Regions from separate parts of the Homo sapiens genome. Here region 2 is linked to region 1. The links are chromatin loops, found by intact Hi-C in ENCODE. Cell type or tissue: heart right ventricle. All regions are shown on one strand. Links, peaks and the distances in the headings refer to the core of each region. The heading gives the core; the rest is flanking DNA.

Region 1 (10,190 bases), core at 4,453-6,952:
TACTCATTGCTAACAACGCTGGGATCCATGGTTCAAGAGATGGAGCCTGGAGATGTCCAGCTCAGTGGCAGCAGCAGACAGGACAGGGCAACCACGTCATCAGCCAGCACACAGCCTATACAGAGGTGAGAGGCCCCTTCTTGGTGGTGGCGATTCTTTCCTACATGGTGTGGTGTCAGTGACCAGGGTAGGCTGCTAGCCCACGGTGGAAGGGATCCTATCCACTAAGGCAGTCACCTCTGAGCCAGCCTGGGCAAGGTGAAAGATGTTATGAAGACCCAGCCGCACACCTTGACTTTTTTTTTCTTTTCTTTTTGAGACAGAGTCTCGCTCTGTCACCCAGGCTGGAGTGCAATGGTGCTATCTCGGCTCACTGCAACCTCTGCCTCCTGGGTTCCAGTGATTCTCCTGCCTCAGCCTCCCAAGTAGCTGGGATTACAGGTGCCTGCCACCATGCCTGGCTAATTTTTGTATTTTTAGTAGAGACGGGGTTTCACCGTGTTAGCCAGGCTGGTCCTGAGCTCCTGGCCTCAGGTGATATGCCCACCTGGGTCTCCCAAAAATGCTGGGATCACAGGTGTGAGCCACCGCACCCGGCCACACCTTGACCTTTTTGGTCTCTGAAGTCTTCAGCCCTGATCAGTCCAGCCAGAGCCACCAGGCCTGAGCACCAGGGTCTCTCTCTCTCTTTTTTTTCCTTCTGCCTCCCTACCCCTCAAGACAGGGTCTCACTCTGTCACCCAGGCTGTGGTACAGTGGTGTGATCATAGCTCACTGCAGCCTCGAACTCCCAGGCTCAAGTGATCCTCCCATCTCAGCCTCCCAAATAGCTGGCATTACAGGCAAGCACCAACACGCCCAGCTAATTTTCGTATTTTTTGTAGAGACGGTGTTTCGCCATGTTGCCTAGGCTGGTCTCGAGCTCCTGGGCTCATGCAATCCACCTGCCTCGGCCTCCCAGAGTGCTGGGATTACAGATGTGAGCCACCACACCTGGCCAAGGATTCCTTCTTATTTAAGTTTTTGTTTGTTTGAGACAGAGTCTCACCCTGTTGCCCAGGCTGGAGTGCAGGGGTGCAATCTCAGCTCACTGCAACCTCTGCTTCCCGGGTTCAAGCGATTTTCCTGCCTCAGCCTCCCAAGTAGCTGGGATTACAGTCACCAGCCACCAAGCTTGGCTAATATTTGTAGTTTTAGTAGAGACGGGGTTTTACCATGTTGCCCGGGCTGGGCTTGAACTCCTGACCTCAAGTGATCCACCCGCCTCAGCCTCCCAAAGTGCTGGAATTAAAGGTGTGAGACATCATGCCCGGCCTCATATTTACCTTTATGTGCTCCCCTGTGTACACGGGGCCTGGAACTTAAACCCATGATCTCCTGTCCCCAGTCCAAGTGGCCCAGTGACTCAGGGAACCCTAAGTCAGGACAGGAGGCACTACAGATGCAAGGGAGGGTGCCAGGTAGGGCCAGGCTGCGTCTGGAGCCCACCCCTCTGAGGTGTTACCACAGTCCAGTGTCTGATCACCCCCTTTGCAGATTCAGAAACTCTTTATCTGGTCCCAAGCTTGCAAGAGTTTTCCGTTGCTTTTACAGTACTAGAGATTCCTTGTCCAAAGGGATCACTTATCACAATTGGAAAAACTTCCCCAAAAAGACAGCATGGGCTGGACATGGTGGCTCACATCTGTAATCCCAGCACTTTGGGGAGGCCGAGGCGGGCAGATCACGAGGTCAGGAGATCGAGACCATCCTGGCCAACATGGTGAAACCCCGTCTCTACTAAAAATACAACAATTAGCCAGCCACTACAGGTAGTGGGTACCTGTAGTCCCAGCTACTCCGGAGGCAAAGGCAGGAGAATCGCCTGCACCCAGGAGGCAGAGGTTGCAGTGAGCTGAGATCGCACCACTGTACTCCAGCCTGGCGACAGAGTGAGACTCCATCTCAAACAAAACAAAACAAAACAAAACAAAACAAAAACACAACATGGGGTTGTGGAAAGAAAAGTCAAGTAGCCAGGTGCAGTGGTTCATACCTGTGGTCCCAGCTACTTGGAAGGCTGAGGCTGGAGGATTGCTTGAGCCCAGGAATTTGAGGCTGCAGTGAGCTATGACAGTGCCACCACACTCCAGCCTGGGTGAAAGAGTGAGACCCCATATCTAACAACAACAACAACAAAAATCAGAAAAAAGAAAAGTCAAGCACAACTCAGAACTCGAAAAATAAATCCTGCCTCTGAGGTTCCTGGTCATAAGACCTCAGACACATGGCTTGGGCTATAAACACTCCCGTCTGGGGCGGGAAGTAACACTCCTCTCTAGGATGGTGCTGGCTTGTGAATTCATCAGACTTGCCTTCAAGGAATTATGGCGCTCCCAGATCCATGGGGCCAATATATGTGTGTGTGTGTGTGTGTGTGTGTGTGTGTGTGTGTGTGTGTGTGTGTGTATATATATATATATATATATGCAGTGCTGCAGATTCTTCCTCTCAAAGACTTGGCCAAGCACCGTGGCCCACGCCTGTAATCCCAGCACTTTGGGAGGCCAAGGCGGGAGGATCACCTGAGGTGAGGAGATCGAGACCAGCCTGGCCAACATGGTGAAACCTCATCTCTACTAAAAATACAAAAATTAGCTGCACATAGTAGTGCACACCTGTAATCCCAGCTACACAGGAGGCTGAGGCAGGAGAATTGTTTGAACCCAGAAGGTGGAGGTTGCAGTGAGCTGAGATGGCGCCACCGCACTCCAGCCTGGGCGACAGAGCGAGGCTTCATCTCAAAAGAAAAAAAAAAAGGGCTCAGGGCAAATACCTGGCTTCCTCTCTCCCGCCCCAGGACACTCCCCCACACATACATATGCATGTACACATACCACACACACATATCCACAAATATGCATGCACACACACCACGCACATGCATGGACACACACAATACGCACACACATATAAATAGGCACATGCACACACACGCACTGCATACACACATGTGCACATGCATACCATACACACACACACACACACACACACACACACTCCAGCAATGCTCTGTTACGAAAATGAGAGGCCGGGCACGGTGGCTCACGCCTGTAATCCCAGCACTTTGGGAGGCCGAGGCGGTCGGATCACGAGGTCAGGAGATTGAGACCATCCCGGCTAACACGGTAAAACCCCGTCTCTACTGAAAGTACAAAAAATTAGCTGAGCGTGGTGGTGGGCGCCTGTAGTCCCAGCTACTCGGGAGGCTGAGGCAGGAGAATGGTGTGAACCCAGGAGGCAGAGCTTGCAGTGAGCCAAGATTGTGCCACTGCACTCCAGCCTGGGCAATGGTGCAGGACTCCGTCTCAAAAAAAAAGAAAAAAAGAAAATGAGAACAGAGAATGCCTCTATGTGGAAAGCTAGTTTCTAAATCATTCGAAGAGGGCCAGGGATAAGGGAGATTAGAAATAATGGGAGGTGGGGCCTGTCAGAGATGGGGAGTCAGAGGTGACTCTTCCGGGTCTTCTTGATGATCCAGGGCCTCCCAGCTTCCTTCACACTTGAAATGCCACCAATCTAGCTCTAGTAGGTAGCGCTTGTCTTGGGGTGCGTATAACAATTGTCTGGGAGTACTTAGAAAATACAGACAGCCAGACCCTGCCCCTGAAAATCCTGGTTCCAAGGTGGAGCATGGGAGATTCTAATGCAGGTGGCTACCCTTCAAGAATGACTGACACAAAATTAGCTAGGCGTGGTGGCACTGCCTTTGTCCCAGCTACTTGGGAGGCTGAGGCAGGAGGATCGCTTGGGCCTAGGAGTTTGAGGCTGCAGTGAGCTATGATTGTGTCACTGCACTCCAGCCTTGGTGACTGAGAGATTCTGCCTCTAGAAAAGCAAAACAAAACAAAGAATGACTGATGCAGAGGCTGAAGGAGGCTGGAGTTGAGAGGCACAAATATCAAACGACAGTTTTCTGAGTAGCGGGTTCTCTTATCATCAATAACATTCCTATCGAAAGCACTGTGCTTGGAAGCTGGGATGCCCTCAGGGACCAGGGCTGCCCTGCTGCATGGAGACTTGGACTTGCTGGGTTGAGCCAGGACATGGTACAGCCCATGGGAAGGGCAGGCGGGCAGCCAGTGGGCAAGGGATAGTGGATTTGGACGAGGGGAGCCAGGCATGAAACTCAGGGCAGCTGGAGGGGTTTCCGCTGGGCTGGAGAGCTCCAACTCTGCCAACCCGGACGAGGCAGGTGCCAGACCCAGTTCTTGCTCTCTCTGCGGCTCCAGAGAGGGGGTGGAGCTGCTGGGTCTCTGTGCCAGCCAGAGGCAGAAATCAATGCATCGAGCTGGCCCCTGGGATCCAGAGAGCCAGGGAGAGGAAGATTTAATTCATCCCCAACCTAGAGCCCTGCCTCGGAGTCAGATCCCTTGGGAGTCACCCACTTCGGTTAGCCAAGCTCAAAGGAGTCCCTCCCACGAAGAACTGGGGCAGACCCTGCTGGCTCCCTGCAAAGGTGAGGACTCACAGCATGCCACCCTACACACACACACACACACACACATGCGCGCGCGCTTTTGCTGAGCTCCAGACTCACTTTCCTCTCTCTGTTGCCTTTGTTTTTAGAAGAGCACTCCTCTGCACTAACCCAACTGAGACTGCAACCTAGCTCCCTGCCTCAGTTTCCTTACATTGGGAGTGAAACACCAGGTCTGCAGCATGCCTCCTTAGCCTGGAAAAGGAAAAATTACAGTGGGAAATAAGACAGAAGCTGGTAAAACAAGCCTTCCAAGGAGGTGAACCCAGAGACCTGAGGCCACTTGGGGAAGGAGAATTCAAGTCAGGAAATAGCAGGGCAGACAGTCCCCAGCCTTGGGCTGGCTGGAGCGCAGAGCTAGAAGGTGGCCAGCCCCGCTCTGGGCAGGGGTCACCCATGCAGTGGTGCACGGGGCAGGGTGCATCTGCTCTATGCCCAGCCCTGCCACCTGGCTCAGCTTGCCCCTGGGGGAGGCGACAGTCACAGTCCCCACAGAACTTTCCTGCCAGCCCATCACCCTCCCCACAGCATTCCAGGAACCTTCTTCAACAAAGAATATGAAACTGACATCAGTTGCCCATGGGCCCCTATTCGAGAGATCTCTGAGCTTCTCTCTGAGGAGCTGCCCCACCCCAAAATGGGAGTGGGGGAGGGGTGGGAGCCTCAGCCGCCTCTCCTTTCCTCTTCCAGGCCCTTCCTTTGCAGCCGGCTCACCATGGTGCTCCAGGCACGACGCTGCCAAGTGTGCTCTGTGCCAGGGCCGAGGCCTGGGGTTGGGGGAGGGAACTGGGGACCCTCAGGCCAATGGCTGCCAGTGGTCCTGGAGCCCCTCGCCTATTCTGCAGAGAGCCTGAAACTTTCCAGGGAGAGGCACGGCTAGCCCTGCTGGGTGGTAAGGAGATTGGGGGAGGAGGGTTCCGGATCTGTTCCCCTTGGGGGCCCACAGGCAGCACAATAGCCCCCGGGGCTGCCGCTCTCTGGCTTAAGTGGTTGCCTGGGCAACAGCTGGGGCCAGTTTCCACCAATCCATGGAGGAGGCTGAGTGGGGGAGGGAGGCCAAGCAGGAAGGGGGGTGCCGTCCCCTTGTGCCGGATCCTATATAAGGAAGAGGGATGTGAGCAGAGTGGTCTGGGCTTCACCGTCCCTCCAGTGGACTTGGGGGCTGAGCATAAAGATGCCTAGGAGAGGCTACTCCAAGCCTGGGTCCTGGGGCAGCTTCTGGGCCATGCTGACCTTGGTGGGCCTGGTCACCCATGCAGGTGAGCGGGCAGTGGGCCAGGTGCGGGGCAGGGTGGAGCGGCAGGTCGTCCCAGCCCTGGCTGCACGCGGCCGGCCAGGAGGGGGCGGTGTCCAGCTGCTGGGGAGAGCACGGGGTGGACCGGACAGCTCCACGGACTCATCTGTCTGAAGGAAGGAGGGGCCTGGCAGGCAGGTGGGCAGGGCTCTTAAGGACAAGAGGACCCTCCATTGCCCATTGTCCTGGGCAGAGGCTGAATGGGGACGCCATCAGCATTCAGGTCCTTCAAAGTGACAGCTGGGGAAGGCCGTGCTGGGAAACATACTACCCGCTTCTCTTTCACCCTCCCTTTGTCCCTCGGCCTCCCTCTCTCATGCACAGATGCTCTGCTCCTGTGTGAGCCTTCTCTCCTGTGTGCACCACGGGCCTGCATGTGCTGTGCGTGCACATGTGGCTGCGGCCCATCTGCTGCAATCAGGCCCCCGCCCGCCTCCCTCTGCGAGGCTCCCCTCGCTGTTCTCGGCTTGGGAAAGCTGCTGACAGTTTCTATAACTGAGTGCATATCCCCATCTGACTGTCGGGGCATCCTGGAGCATAAGCAAAGGGCCGGCCTGGCCAGCCTCAATGCTCAGTTACCCAGGAAGTTCTATTCCAGCACCAGCTGGCCCTTCGCACTTTCTCCTGTCCCCTGCTGGCCACCCCAGAAAATCGGCTTCTGTCTCAGAGATCAGGACCCAAGAGGGCAGGGCTGGGCCTGGAAAACAGCTTCCCTTCCACACCCGCAGCCTCGTCTCACACCCGCCCCTCTCTCCTGCTACTGCTGTGGCCTCCCTAATGCTCTCTCTGCTCCCAGTACCCCAGGCCCATTCCGTTCAAGGGCCTTTGCGGGGCTGGAGCCTGCCTTGACACTGGTTCCCTGGCTGGCTCCTTTAAAACTGGAGTGCTTATTTGTGTGTGTCTTACCCGTTTGATATGTCAATTCGTGCTTTTATGAGCATAAGAACTTGGCTTGCTTTGTCCACTGCCACATCCCAAGCTCTTAGGAGAATGTCTAGCATATAGTAAGTGCTCAATAAATATTTGTTAGTGAATGCACCACTTCTGACTACTGCTCCAAGGGGTTAGATGGATAATTCTTTAGGAAGTGAGAAGGGTGGGACCACGAGTTTCCTCAACCCTTGCCTGGGGGGCTGGCAGCATGGAGATGAGTTCTGGGCATGTTGTCCTAAACCTGAGCACAACCTCCCCCTGCCTGAATGCACCCCCTTCCAAGAGCATCCTCTTGGGGTTTGCATTGGCATGACCTTCCCACCCAGGGTGCGTTTGTATGTGCACCGATGCATCCACGCGCCTCGTGGGCACAAACAGGTATGCACATACAACCCGCCTAGGCCCACCTTGCCCTCTGCTCACACCCATGCATATGTCTCCAGCTGGTCCCTCTCCACCCCTGACTGAGGTTCTGGGCCCGGGCACCTTCTCAGGCTATGCTGTGTTCCTTCCTGCTGCAGCACAGAGAGCCGATGTTGGCGGGGAGGCAGCTGGCACCTCCATCAACCACTCCCAGGCGGTGCTCCAGCGCTTGCAGGAGCTGCTGCGGCAGGGCAACGCCAGCGATGTGGTTCTGCGGGTGCAGGCTGCGGGCACCGATGAGGTCCGGGTATTCCACGCCCACCGCCTGCTGCTGGGACTGCACAGTGAGCTGTTCCTGGAGCTGCTAAGTAACCAGAGCGAGGCGGTGCTGCAGGAGCCACAGGACTGCGCCGCTGTCTTCGACAAGTTCATCAGGTGGGGACGCGGAAGACTAGGGGATGGCTTCATCCCTTCCTCAGCCCCCGGCTCCTCCACCTACAGGGTCAGGGAAGCCCAGGCCCTTAGAGGTTGTTATGTCCATTTCCCCGGACATCACTGGGATGACAGTGACCCCTGCATCCCTTCTTCCACTGTACAGCTCCCTGTCTTTGCCCGTGTCATCTGTGCAGTTTGATGTCACTTTCGGTTCCTAGTAACCCCCTCAGAGCTGTTTCCAAACCTGGCCATAGACAGCTTTTAAAAACTACAGTTTTGGGGCCGGGCACGGTGGCTCATGCCTGTAATCCCAGCAATTTGGGAGGCTGAGGCAGGTGGATCACTTGAGGTCAGGAGTTCAAGACCAGCCTGGCCAACATGGTGAAACCCTGTCTCTACTAAAAATATAGAAAATTAGCTGGGTGTGGTGGCACACGACTGTAATCCCAGCTATTTGGGAGGCTAAGGCAGGAGAATGGCTTGAACCTGGGAGGCAGAGTTTGGGTTTGCAGTGAGCTGAGATTGTGCCACTAGATTCCAGCCTGGGTGACAGAGCAGGATTCTGTCTGAAAAAAATCAACCAACCAACCAACCAACCAACCAAACAAACAAACAAAAAAACTACAGTTTCACGGATCCCAACCTGGATTGTCAGTTTCAGGTCTAGGGTTAGGGCCAGCAATCATTTTTTATTTTATTTTATTTATTTACTTTTTATTTTCCTAAATATTCCATTATAGACGAATATTTTTTATTTGAAAGCATCGCTGTGGTTTTGGTGTTTGGCCAGGTTTGGAACCACAGGGCTAGGGAGCTGAAAAAGTTAGACGGCTCTCTCCACCTCCTGCCTCCTGCCGTGATGCTGCTCAGGGGGTGCCATTCACACTAGTGTCTAAGAAAGTAACTCTGTTCTAACGGCTCAGACGAGATGCCTGCAGAATTCCATACATTGCTTCCAAGTTCCAGGCAACAGGAAAGGGGATAAGACAGAAGGGCAAAAAGGGTCTTCCTGTTAACCCGGAATCAGTTGCATTTAATCAGCCTTCCTGCAAATCCCAAACTGCGCCCATTGACCAGCAGTTAGTCACATGGCCAAGGCCAGAATGAGGGAGCCTGGGAAATGTGGTCTTTTATTCCCAGAGGCAATCACGCAGGGGAAAGGGGAGAAATGGACGTTGGGGAAGATGGCTGGCAGTGGCTGCCACACTCCTATAGAGGCAAGTGCGGTGCCGTGTGCCGGTGGGGACTGGCAGGAAAGGTGAGCCATGGGACAGTGGCAGAAGTAAGACGAAGAGATACTCAGCAGAAGTGATCACCAACAGTAGGAGAGGAAAAAGAAAGGTGAGGCTGCAAAAAAGAAATGGGGGCTCACACCTGTAATCCCAGCACTTTGAGAGGCCAAGGTGGGAGGACTGCTCAAGTCCAGGAGTTTGAGACCAACCTGAGCAATACAGAAAGACCCCATCTCAAAAAAAAAAAAAAAAAAAAAAAAAGCTGGAGTGTCGTGGCATGATGATCATAGCTCACTGCAGCCTTGAACTCCTAGGCTGAAGCTATCTTCCCACCTCAGACTCCCAGGCAGCTGGGACTACAAGCGTGCACCACCACACATGACTAATGTTTTAACATTTTTTATTTTTTGTAGAGATAGGGTCTTGCTATGTTGCCCAAGCTGGTCTTGAACTCCTGGCCTCAAGCAATCCTCCCATCTTGGCCTTCCAAAGTGCTGAGATTCCAGGTGTGAGCCACTAGCACCCACCTGGCCTGTAGCAAGATTCTTTATTCTCCTCTGGTTGTCACAGTAACCCTGAGGGGTGTGTGCCACTCCCCCTTTCCTAGGTGATTGATTAGCCTAAGGTTCACTGAAGTTAAGTGACTTGCCCAGACTCATGGCAAGGAGAAGGCAGGCCATGGATCCCAACCAGACTGGAAACCCCAAAGGCAGGAGCCACGTCTGTTTTGTTCCAGCCTAGGGCTGCACGCCTAGTAGAGGCACAGTCAATGCAGGCAATTTCTACATCACCGCGGAAACGGAAAGAAGAGCCTGTGAAGTAAGAATGGCCTGGAAGGGTCCTTGAAAGGAAAACATGGGAAGCCTCAGGGTGGGGCTTCCACTGTGTTTGCACCCGGACAGTGAAGCTCCAACTCCAGGCCGGGTCCCCTGTGGACTCTAAAAAATCTATCCTGGGAGGTGGGTACCGCCCTGACCCCGCCCCACCTCTCGGTCTCTCCCGCAGGTACCTGTACTGCGGGGAGCTGACCGTGCTGCTGACCCAGGCCATCCCCCTGCACAGACTGGCCACCAAGTACGGCGTGTCCTCCCTGCAGCGCGGCGTGGCCGACTACATGCGCGCGCACCTGGCGGGAGGCGCGGGCCCGGCGGTGGGCTGGTACCACTACGCGGTGGGCACCGGGGACGAGGCCCTGCGCGAGAGCTGCCTGCAGTTCCTGGCCTGGAACCTGTCGGCCGTGGCGGCCAGCACCGAGTGGGGCGCCGTGAGCCCCGAGCTGCTCTGGCAGCTCCTGCAACGCTCGGACCTGGTGCTGCAGGATGAACTGGAGCTGTTCCACGCGCTGGAGGCCTGGCTGGGTCGCGCGCGGCCGCCCCCTGCCGTGGCCGAGCGGGCGCTGCGCGCCATACGCTAC
Region 2 (10,190 bases), core at 4,762-7,261, 160 kb after region 1:
AGTCATCATTCCCACCAGATGCTATTTGTCCCCACAGGTGGTCACTACCTCAAAGGTGACAGCCTGTTTTGGGTAATGGGGACACAAATATGACCCCCATCTCTGCCTACCCCCAACTCATTGAAAGACTCTCCCTGTACACCAACCACCGTCTGGCACCACGGCTGGCAGAGCATTAGAGACGGCTGGTGTCTTAGCCCACCTTAACAGGCCTGTCCCATGCAACCTCACTTCCACATGTGACCTGATTCTCAGTCAGCTGAAAAAAGATGACTGGGTTAAAGTAACAACATAACTCAAGACCTAGCTTGTATCAAACACAAGCCCCCCCAATCTCCTTCAAGTATCACAAAGGAGTAACACAACTACCTCTCACACTTGGTGTAAAAATTTAAGTAAGTGGGCAGCAGAGATTGGCACCTATCCATCGAAAACCTGCTGTTTAAGGTTTTTCATTAATCACCTTCTTTCCCCTGTATGTACAAGCTGGGAAACAGACCTATGACAGTCCAACTTAAACTCTGTGACTTTACAATGGTGGTAATGCGATATACATTCAGTAGAAGCCCTGCTTCAAATTTTGATCTTGGCGGGGCACAGTGGCTCACACCTGTAATCCCAGCACTCTGGGAGGCGGAGGCAGGTGGATCATCTGAGGTTAGGAGTTCGAGACCAGCCTGGCCAACATGGTGAAACTCTGTCTCTACCAAAAACACAAAAATCAGCTAGGCATGGTGGCGCGCCCAGCTACTTTGAGGCAGGGGGATCGCTTGAACCTGGGAGGCGGTAATTGCAGTGAGCCAAGATCGCACCACTGCAATCCAGCCTGGGCGACAGAGCCAGACTGTCTCAAAGAAAAAAAAAAATTTTTTTAAATATTTTTCTGGATTAGATAGGTATGATACCTTCTGACACTGGCCAGCGACCACAGGATCACGAGGTAAACGACCATACTACACAGTGTGCCGTGCTCGATACATTACATGCAAATATCCAGCACTTTATTACAAAATGGATTTTGTGTTAAGATTTTGCACAACTGCAGAGAACCTAAACAGTGTTTATGGGACGTGTGTTTTGAGGCTTTCGCGGAGTGGAGATTCCGTTCCGACAATTTACTATATTATACGAAAGAAAACTGAACTCAGGGCGGCCTCTGAGATGATCGCGATTAGCTAAAGATGGTCCTAGAAATTCCAGGGCCTCAACGTGCCCCCCACAGGTCTTTCTCATGGGAAACAGGATGAAACCACTGCTCCCAGAGGGCCAGGCACACACCCAGACGGCCTAACCGTCTCCTGCCTGACATTCCGGGGAAGACGCTCCCGGAGCGGTGCCAGGCTAGGCACCGCTCTTCTTGAACCTTCGGAGCAACCACTTACATTTGGCATCCTTTCGTCGGGCTGTGAGCAGGAAGTCCTTGATTTCCTCAATTTTCCGAGGCTGCAACACAAAGGAAGCGGGTGAACAGAGAGGAAAGAGACACGTCTCCCGGCGATGGCCCAGTCCACCAGCTTCTCCCGGCCTCAGGAGATCCTTGGGAGGCTCTCTCGCCCTCGCCCCGGGGCCCCACGAGCCCACCCCGGGAAGGCGCCAGGCAGGGACTGTACTCACCATGGCGACGAGGCGCGCTGGGCTCTGGCGCGGACCAGGACCTGCGGGAAACAGTCCTCGGCGTTAACACGGCGCGGGGGCTGGCAGCGAACCCCGTTTTCCCGCTCTCCCCCGAAATATCGGCCCCATCGCACTCCCCTTCTCCTCCCCGACACCCTCCACGCGGACCTGGGGTCCCCAGATTTCACCTGGCAGTGGATTGCCCCAGATTACCTTTCTCACCCACGTATCACCCTAGAGACACTCACAGCAAGCAGCAACCGGGGAAAAGGACGAAAAAGAACGAGACTTCCGTTTCCGGGCAGTTAAACCCTCCCAACGGAGGAAACTGGGTACGGTGCCTGCCGAGGATCAAGACTCATGTAGGCGTTCGCACTTCCAATTTCAGCAGCCCTGCCCCCTTGTGGTCGAAGTCAACAGTGCAGCTCCAAGAATGGAATGGACCATCCTGGCTGCCGCCCTCCCTCCGCCTCCCTCCTCTCGCTCCTCCCCATCCCTTCCTCCTAGGACCCCCGCCTCTTCCCCGTCCACCCCTTCCTGTCTTCCCCCGCAACCCCTCAGACCCCAGCCTGGCTTTGCTAGGTTTTAGCTCAGATTCAGTTTGAAGAGCTAACGCTTATTCTCCACGGCTTTCATTGGACCTGCGCAGGGGCATCCACACAGAAAATTCTTCATTCAATGGCAGGGACCCTCGTGTGCACCTTGTAGAACCTGTTGTTCTGGCGCCTCACGTTTTCTTCCCGTCTCCTTTTTGGCACCTGAACCTGTCATGACCAGGGCCCTGGGCTCTTCTTTCCATAAGAGGGAGCGTTCCTGCTTGCTGCTTCCAATTCCCTTAGGAATTGGTGTACAATGAAAGCAAGTTAAGGCCGGGCGCGGTGGCTCACGCTTATAACCCCAGCACTGGGGGAGGCCGAGGCAGGCGGATCGCTTGAGGCCAGGAGTTCGAGAGCAGCCTGGGCAACCTAGTAAGACCTCCCCCCCCCCATCTCTAGCAATAATGATAATAATAATAATACTTCCAAAAGCTGTCGCAGCGCTGCCCCTGGCTAAGTGTCTCACCCCTAGGGCTGATGGTGAGTGGGAGTGCTCCTGCTCTTGCGGGGTCTCACCGCGGCCCCAGAGGGGAGAGGTGGACTCAGGAGTTGAACCCCTGCTGGGCAGATTCCCCAGCCCAGGCTCCGGCCACTTCCTGGGGAGGCTTGGGAAGCCTGGGGAGGGCAGCGTTCCTTTCTCCCCCTAACATCCTTTAGGTTAGACTCTGAGCAACCTGCGGTTATCGATTTTATTTTTATCCTCCATTTTTATTTTATCTCCAACCTCCCTACAAATGTCTACATTTTATTATATTTGTTTCCCCAAAATTTAATAACCACACGGCAGAATGTAATTGCTTCGTGCTTATTATTACAGAGCGGCCCTCCTGAAGGGAAAGAACACTTTGCCATGAGCTTTACTTAGAACTTATTTAACTTAACCTTCCTTTCTTCCTCCCTCCTGCCCTTCCATTAACAAGCTCAGGCTGAGCACCTTCCTGGGGGTGCTGGAGATACAGGAACCAATAGACCTTGCTGCAGAGAGATCACAAAAATATTGTAATAACACTGAAGAGTCTTTTAAAGAAGCTGAACGATGTCTCTGCAACTGTAAATGTGTCGGGGTTCTAGCAGTGGGAAAAGTTAATTGGCAGAAGCCTAATTTTAGATGTCTGAAGGTCGGATCCGATCTGAGAAGCACGAGTGCTTCAGCTCTGACCTGAGAAGGATTTTCCCATACCTCAGAGCCCGGCTTTGCCAGCCCTTCCCATCTCAGGCGATGCCTTTCTGGTCTTTTCTACCCCACTGCTCCTCCACAAGCAACCACCCTTTCAGCCAAGCCGAGGGGCACTTTTGGGCACTTTCTGCCCTCCAGGTATTTGCTCTGCTGTCCACTCTGATGCCAAGTGCCACTGGTCCTTCCGAGCTCAGCTCCCGCCTCCCCTTTTTCAGGCAGGACCCTTCACCCTTGACTTATGTTGCTTGCCGCTCATACAGTGGTTCCTTGCAATCACTTCTCCGTAGGCTGCGTGGAGGTGTTTAACTTTTCATACATGCGCACCACTCTTTTTATTTTTAATTTTTTAAAACTTTTTTAGAGACATGGTCTCCCTAGGTTGCCCAAGCTGGTTTCGAACTCCTGGGCTCAAGGGATCCTCCTGCCTCGGCCCCCCAAAGTGCTAGGATAACAGGTGTGAGCCACTACGCCCCACCTTACCACTTTTCCTTGAAGGCAAGGACAGGGCTCAGCATTCTGTCGATAACTCTCGAAGTGCAGTACCCATCTGTACAGTAAGTGCTCAATGCTAACATTGCAGGATGATCCGGCTGGATGCGGCATCTGAGATCACTCACCATATAAAGGGGTGGTGGATGGAGGGAGGAATTCAGGGAGAGCCAGAAGGAGACACTGACGTGCCTGAAGCAGTGCCTGGCATGTAGTAGGTCCAAAAACTATTTGTTGAATGAATGACTGGTGCTTCTTGCCTCACTGCCGGCCCGACAGGACAAGGACGGGGATAGAAGGAGGAGCTGCACCTCCCTTTTGGCAGCGATCCCAGGGAGACAGATGTTCACCCTCTTGAGTTGTATAATTTAAGGGACCATAGACGTGTAGTAGCAAAACACAATGGCAAATTTGTTCAAGTACCAAAGACCTCCAGCTCCCCAAGGGGGACAAATAGCAAAATAAGCTGCAGCTACTAAAAGTGAGGCAAGGTGCCCAGAGGGCACGCTTCCCTGCTCCATGGGAAGATGAGCCCCAAATGTCCTGGAGTGGCCGGGGACTGTCAGAGACCAAGGGGGGCAGAGCCTAGGCCCTGAGTGCCACAGCCTGAGACCTTGAGCAGATGCTGACCTGGACATGAGCCTCCCTGATGACTCCCATATACACATGAAACAAAACTCTCCAGGGCCTAGGGTGGATCCTGCAGGAGAGGAAAGCCCCGGACTCGAGGGCAGGATGGCCCAGGCTGCCTGTTATGGTCGCTCTGGCCATTGGTAGGCTGGAATGTCCAGTGCTGGCAGCTGTGGGATGGTGAGGGCTATTGCTGTTGTCAAGAGGCGGTAGGGAGGGTCTCAAGCAGTGTGTTGCAGCATGGCTGGAGGCAGGAGAGGCTCAGAGGGCATGTCCGGAGCTACAGGACACAATCCAACCCTTTTCCTTCCTTCCCTTCCCTCACTCTGCTGGCTCTGGGCAGAGAGGGCCTCAGAAGTCACCGGGCCTCCCCTCCTCCCTCCAGCAGCCCCACTCTGGCCACCTCTGAAGGCCAAATGGTTTAGAGTTCTCTCTTCAGTTTTCAGGGACACATTGGAAAGAGGACCAGGATGGGTCAAAAAAACCCCAATGCCCCAGCTCGCAGGTGGGCAGAGGGCTGGCACGGCACATGGCTGGGAAGACTTCCCAACCTCCAGGATTTTCCCCCATTCAATCCATTCCGTTCACTTGGTGAACATCGGGCTGGGCTTGGGAATAAGCAGAATGCGGTTCCTGCTCCAAACACTCATGACTGTTGGGATCCCATAATAAGCTGTGGAGGATGCCCAGAGGCTAGGGGTCTAATTCCTCCTGAGGGAGTCCTGGAAGGCTTCGTGGAGGAGGGGACACAGTCTGCTGCCTCCGAGAGGGGTGCGCAGCAGCTTGCCCGGAGAAGGACTTCCAGACAGAAGGAGGGAGGGAGCTGACGTCAGCCCAGGGTCAGGAGAATGCGGGGTGTTTCTGAGAATGAGTGGGAAGTTCAGTGTGGCAGAGGTAAGGAGGGTCTGGGGCAGGGGGTCGGGGAGAAGAGGCTGGAGGGGGAGTTGGGCTGGAGTTCAGGGCCTTCAGGAGTTCCCCTTCCAGCCTCACTTATGCCCGCTGTGGTCATCGTCACCCAAGGGCCCATCCCTGGGGTCCATAGCACCTCCTTCACTGCCCAGCGGTGATCTTCCGAGCCTTAGTTTCCTGGTTTCTGTGTGTGTGTGCGTGCACGTGTGTGTATGTTTTGGGGGTGGGAGTGTGTGTGCTGTCGCCTCTCTCCCGCCTCGCAGGGTTGCAGCGAAGCTTCTATGGGGTGATTCGCAAAGCTCCAACCCGCACCTCTCAGGCAAGGCCCGCCCTGGGTGCTGTGTCCACTGGCGGCCGCACGGGGGCGCTGAGGCCGCGGCTGGAAACGGAATAGCCCCTTCCGCGCGACTCCTGGGAGCTCAGGCGGAGAGAAATGTCCATAAATTATCGGGAATATTTGTATGCGATTTCATACCTGGTGGAGTGCTTTCATATCCACCATCTCATTTAATCTCCAAGAGGCCCCTGCCTTTGGCTGCCGGCAGGGCTGGCCTTTAAACCATCTCGGAAGGGAGTTGTTTATTAAACCTTAAAGGTTGTCAGCAGGCCGGGACTCTGGTCCCTGGCACTGAACTCATTTACCTGGGAAAGGATGGGGAGTCGGGTGGCGGGGTGAGTTGGTGCTTTATTTATTTATTTTTTTGAGACAGAGCCTTGCTCTCTTGCCTAGGCTGGAGTGCAGAGGTGCAATCGCTGCTCGCTGCAGCCTCGACCTCTCGGGCTCAAGTGGTCCTCCTGCCTCAGCCTCCCAAGTAGCTGGGACCACAAGCATGTGGTCTTATATTCTTTCTTTCTTCCTTTCTTCCTTTCTTTCCTTCTTTCTTTCTTTCTTTCTCTCTCTCTCTCTTTCTTTCTTTCCTCTTTTTTTTAGAAATGGGGTCCCCTGTGTTGCCCAGGCTGGACTCTAACTCCTGGCCTCAAACGATCCTCCTGCCTTGGCCTCCCAAAGTACTGGGATTACAGGCTTGCGCCACTGTACCCGGCCCACTGGTGTTTTTTTAGAAACTGAAGATGGTGAGTTTAAAGGGATACTGGTTACTCACTCTCCCCCTGGCCCCCAAAGAGTCTGTGAGCCCCTGAGAGGTAGACAGGTTTAACATTCTCCCTGCTGCTGAGCTAGAAGCCACGAAGAAAGGCCAGGCAGACTGGAACAGGGGTTCTCACGCCCCACATGGTTGACCTTTGTGGATGGGGTCACTTTCACTTTTTGTTTAGGGGCTGAGGCTCTTCTGAGCCTTGTGAGGATCCCAGGCCCCTACTTGGTTAATGCTAGACCCTCACAATTGTGAGAAACGAAAATGTCTCTAGACATTGCCAAATGTCCCCGGGGGAAAGCAGGGCAATGCCACTTGTGGTTGAGAGCCGCTTGACTAGAAGGCCAAAACCACGAGGACATTCTTTTTCATAATGGATATCTCTGTTCTGTGCCTATGGCCAGGTAACTCATGGGCTCAGGCTACTGTCTTATTTGCACCTAGCCTAGGGTTTCAAAGCTTTTCTGTGGATGCTGTAAGGAGGACAGCCCTGGGTGCTGCCTCTGCCCGGGCTCAACGGGTGGCAAGGCGGGGTGCAGTCGGCTCTAGTTACCAGGAGCCTCGTCCCTACTCTGGGAGGCAAGGCAGCTGATGTCAGCCCAGAGCGGGTGGGGACACCTTTTCCAGTGGGAAGCCTCGGGATGGGGTGGGGAGCTGGGGTGGGAGAAGGGAGGAGAGGCATGGGGCACGTCTTTAAGGTGCCTCTAGGTACCTAAGTGGTGAAGATGCACAAATAAGATCCTGTCCCTGTTCCCATCTCAAGGGACACACAGAATAGTAAGGGAGGCAGTGATGAGGTTGGGCCCTAGGTGTAGGAAGTGTTTGGAATTGTGGGACCAGATGGAGGCCATGGGGGTCTGATACAGGCTGGGGAAGGGGTGATACAGGCCAGGAAAGTCCTCCAGGAGTAACATCGATGGTGATTCACAAAGAGGAGTAGAATATTGCTTTGTCCTGAAAACCCAACACCTCCAGAGGAGCCTGCTAGTATGTGCAAACCCTCATAGCAAATAAGTTCCAGGGTGACAAGAATGAAAGAAGCATCAGATTGAGTGGTATCAATCTAGGTGGTCTTCCTGGAGGAGGCAGTATGATAGGGTGGGAGGAAAACTCTTCCTGGAGGCAGGAAGTCTTAGATTCAAATTCAGTGTCTGGCTGGGAGAATTTGAATGAGTCTCCTGAGAGCTCTGAGCCTCAGTTTCTGTTGAGTATTAATTCCTGCTAGGATCCAGGCCACTGCGGCCAGTTGTGTGCAGCCTGCACAACTGTCTGCAGCTGCCCTGCTTATGAGAAACCAGAAGGCACCAAGAATAGAAAAATGCTTAGCCCAGCAGCCGGCTCTGTGGCTGTTAATTGAATGTGATTCCCAGGCAAGAGTTGCCAATGGATTTGGAGGAAAAAACCTGCAACCTGGTGGAGGCGTGGGCTGGAGTGGAAAGCAGCCCTCCTTGCCCAGACCTGTGAGGCTGGGGAGGGCCACTCCGAAAGCCCCGCACCATCTCCTCCATGGGGGGCAGAGTCAGTTTTGACAGATGACACCTCCCCAGCTCCCCTGCTTTTCCCTACTGGCCCCTTTCACTCCAAGAACTGCTTCCTGGGTGTCCAATCTGCAAGCACAGAAAGGACAGATGAGGCCTCATCCACCAACAGTGAGAAAAATAACACTGAGGCAGAGGAGAATGCATTTTCAGCATGAGGGACAAGCACCCCTCCTATAGATCAACATGTGCCAGGGTGAGGGGACATCAGAGTGAGAAAAAAGGGCACAGACCCTTCAAAGAGGGCTGGCCTATCGGCTTGTATATATCTTGCATTATGCGGTGGGAGAGAGGAAATCAATAGAGCTGTCAGCTGCTTCATGCATTCAGCCTCGCAGGCGTCTCCTCCTCGGGATGCTCCAGACAGATGCTTCAAATTAAAAACCAGGGAGGGGGGTGCTGGGGGTGCTGGGAGACAAACACCCTGACAGGCCAGAGGGAAAGGAGGGAAGCCACTGAGGATCTGGGGAAATTAAAGTCCATAAATCACGAGCGTCCCGGGCGTGAATGACACGAGCGTCTTAGCAGTAGTGCTGGACGGGTTGTGGGTCCTTCTGCTAGGCAGAGTCCCCCAGGGGAAGGCTGGTGACCCCGTGGGCGGGCTTCTCTCCCCCAGGCTCCGACCCCCTGCAGGAGGGAGAGGAGGGCGGGGCAGACCTCTGGCCTTGCTGGTGTTAGTGCCGGGATGGAGGGCGTGGGTGTGGGCTGGGCTGGGGCGTGGCATGGGGGCACAGGGTGAAATGGAGGTGATCTCATAACCCGGGTCGTGTGGGTGGAGTGTCCTTTGGGTGGGCGCAGGCGGGTGGGTTGCAGCATCTCCACGGGAGCACAGCGATTTGCTCCCTGGTAACTGCTCCTGGGAATCTCTGGCATCTGACGGCTGAAGCCGCGTCCCTGACCCGCTCCCTGGGCTGCAAGAGTGGACCCCATGGAGAGCCCCGCAGCCTACACTCAGTCAGCCCTGCCTGCCTCTCCTCTGTCCCCCGCTGCTGCCTGTGTGTCTGCTCCTCCTGCTCACCCTGTCTGTGAGCCCGTCCTGCCCGCTGGGCACCTGCTCTTCCCTCTGCCAGAGGTTCCTGCCTTCTGCCCCTCTCATTTTTCAGTGGAGCCCCCAGGTGCTGCTTTGTTCCCTTATTTCTTTTTTCTTTTCTTTTTTTTTTAGCCGGAGTTTCAGTCTCATTGCCCAGGCTGGAGTGCAATGGCATGATCTCGGCTCACTGCAACCTCTGCCTCCCGGGTTCAAGCGATTCTCCTGCCACAGCCTCCTAATTAGCTGGGATTACAGGCATACACCACCACGCCCAGATAATTTTGTATGTTTAATAGAGACGGGGTTTTGCCATGTTGGCCAGGCTGGTGTGGAACTCCTGACCTCAGGTGATCTGCCCACCTCAGCCTCTCAAAGTGCTGGGATCACAGGCATGAGCCAACGCGCCTGACCTCCTACTTTGCTCCCTCCTTCCAGCTGTGGGCCAGCGGCCCTTGTGAGGAGGCCTGAGTGGTCGTGGGTCCCCTCTGTGTCCTGCCTAGGGCTGGCCAGCCTGGCTTGGGGTGTGGGAGAGCTGGTGCAGAGGCTTGGGAGGGAAATGTTCGAGGGGCAGAAGGGCTGTCCCTGTCCCCCCGAGATAACTTTGTGCCACCCTCACCCTGGGCTCATCTGTCCATGGGGGCCCAACAGAGAAGGAAACCAGAGAAGAAACAATCAGGAGAGGAGGGGCTGTCTCCCCCAAATGCTGTTCGCCTCCCACCTGAGGGATCCTTCGAGGTCCTAGCAGGAAGTGGAGGCACAGCCAGACTGTGTGTTTTGAGGGTAATTTTCATAAAAGGTCTGTTTGCAGGCATGGGCAGGTGCAGGACACCAGAGAGGAGAGTGTGGAGCTCCAGCGAGTGTCAGCGGGGACTGTTACTACCACGGAGGAGAGGAGGGGGTCACCAGACCCAAGACAGCGCTGCAGTGAGGAGGGGTCTGCTTGATGGGGCTGGGACTTTCAGCCGAGCAATGCCCTCAGCCCGTGGCCGCCTCTCAGGGAAACGAATGCGCTGAGCTCACGATCTTCCCTTCCTTCTCTCAGTGTTCTGCCTGGGCACCCCATTGGCTGAGCTCAACAGGTTCAAGGCGGTCTTCCTTGGGCACAGAGCAAGA

The links. Peaks named below come from ENCODE experiments on the same cell type or tissue, not always from the same donor. Only the 100,000 strongest peaks of a DNase experiment are listed, where the experiment ranks them.
Region 2: a loop joins it to region 1, with 6 times the contacts of the local background. A loop is called at or near these places in 84 of 110 quality-filtered maps.

What each region holds. Positions count from the first base shown.
Region 1 is chr17:74,357,323-74,367,512 of GRCh38, reverse strand. BTBD17 (BTB domain containing 17) reads left to right here and starts at 5,645. Exons shown (of 3, transcript NM_001080466.2): 1 at 5,645-5,778; 2 at 7,268-7,544; 3 at 9,782-10,190. The coding sequence starts at 5,694. It overlaps GPR142 (G protein-coupled receptor 142), which reads right to left and starts at 7. Exons shown (of 4, transcript NM_001331076.1): 1 at 1-7. RefSeq lists silencers at 5,774-5,823, 5,904-5,953 and an enhancer at 9,686-10,190. In heart right ventricle, for the core only: CTCF peaks have their summits at 5,629 and 5,853 (motif pointing right); a DNase peak (open chromatin) is centred at 5,870; H3K27me3 peaks cover 2,287 bases.
Region 2 is chr17:74,195,383-74,205,572 of GRCh38, reverse strand. It overlaps RPL38 (ribosomal protein L38), which reads right to left and starts at 1,895. Exons shown (of 5, transcript NM_000999.4): 1 at 1,828-1,895; 2 at 1,615-1,655; 3 at 1,383-1,443. The coding sequence starts at 1,617. RefSeq lists enhancers at 139-642, 643-1,147, 2,156-2,659, 8,143-8,643, 8,644-9,144 and a silencer at 5,614-5,663. In heart right ventricle, for the core only: a CTCF peak has its summit at 5,767 (motif pointing right); a DNase peak (open chromatin) is centred at 5,762; H3K4me3 peaks cover 378 bases; H3K27me3 peaks cover 1,956 bases.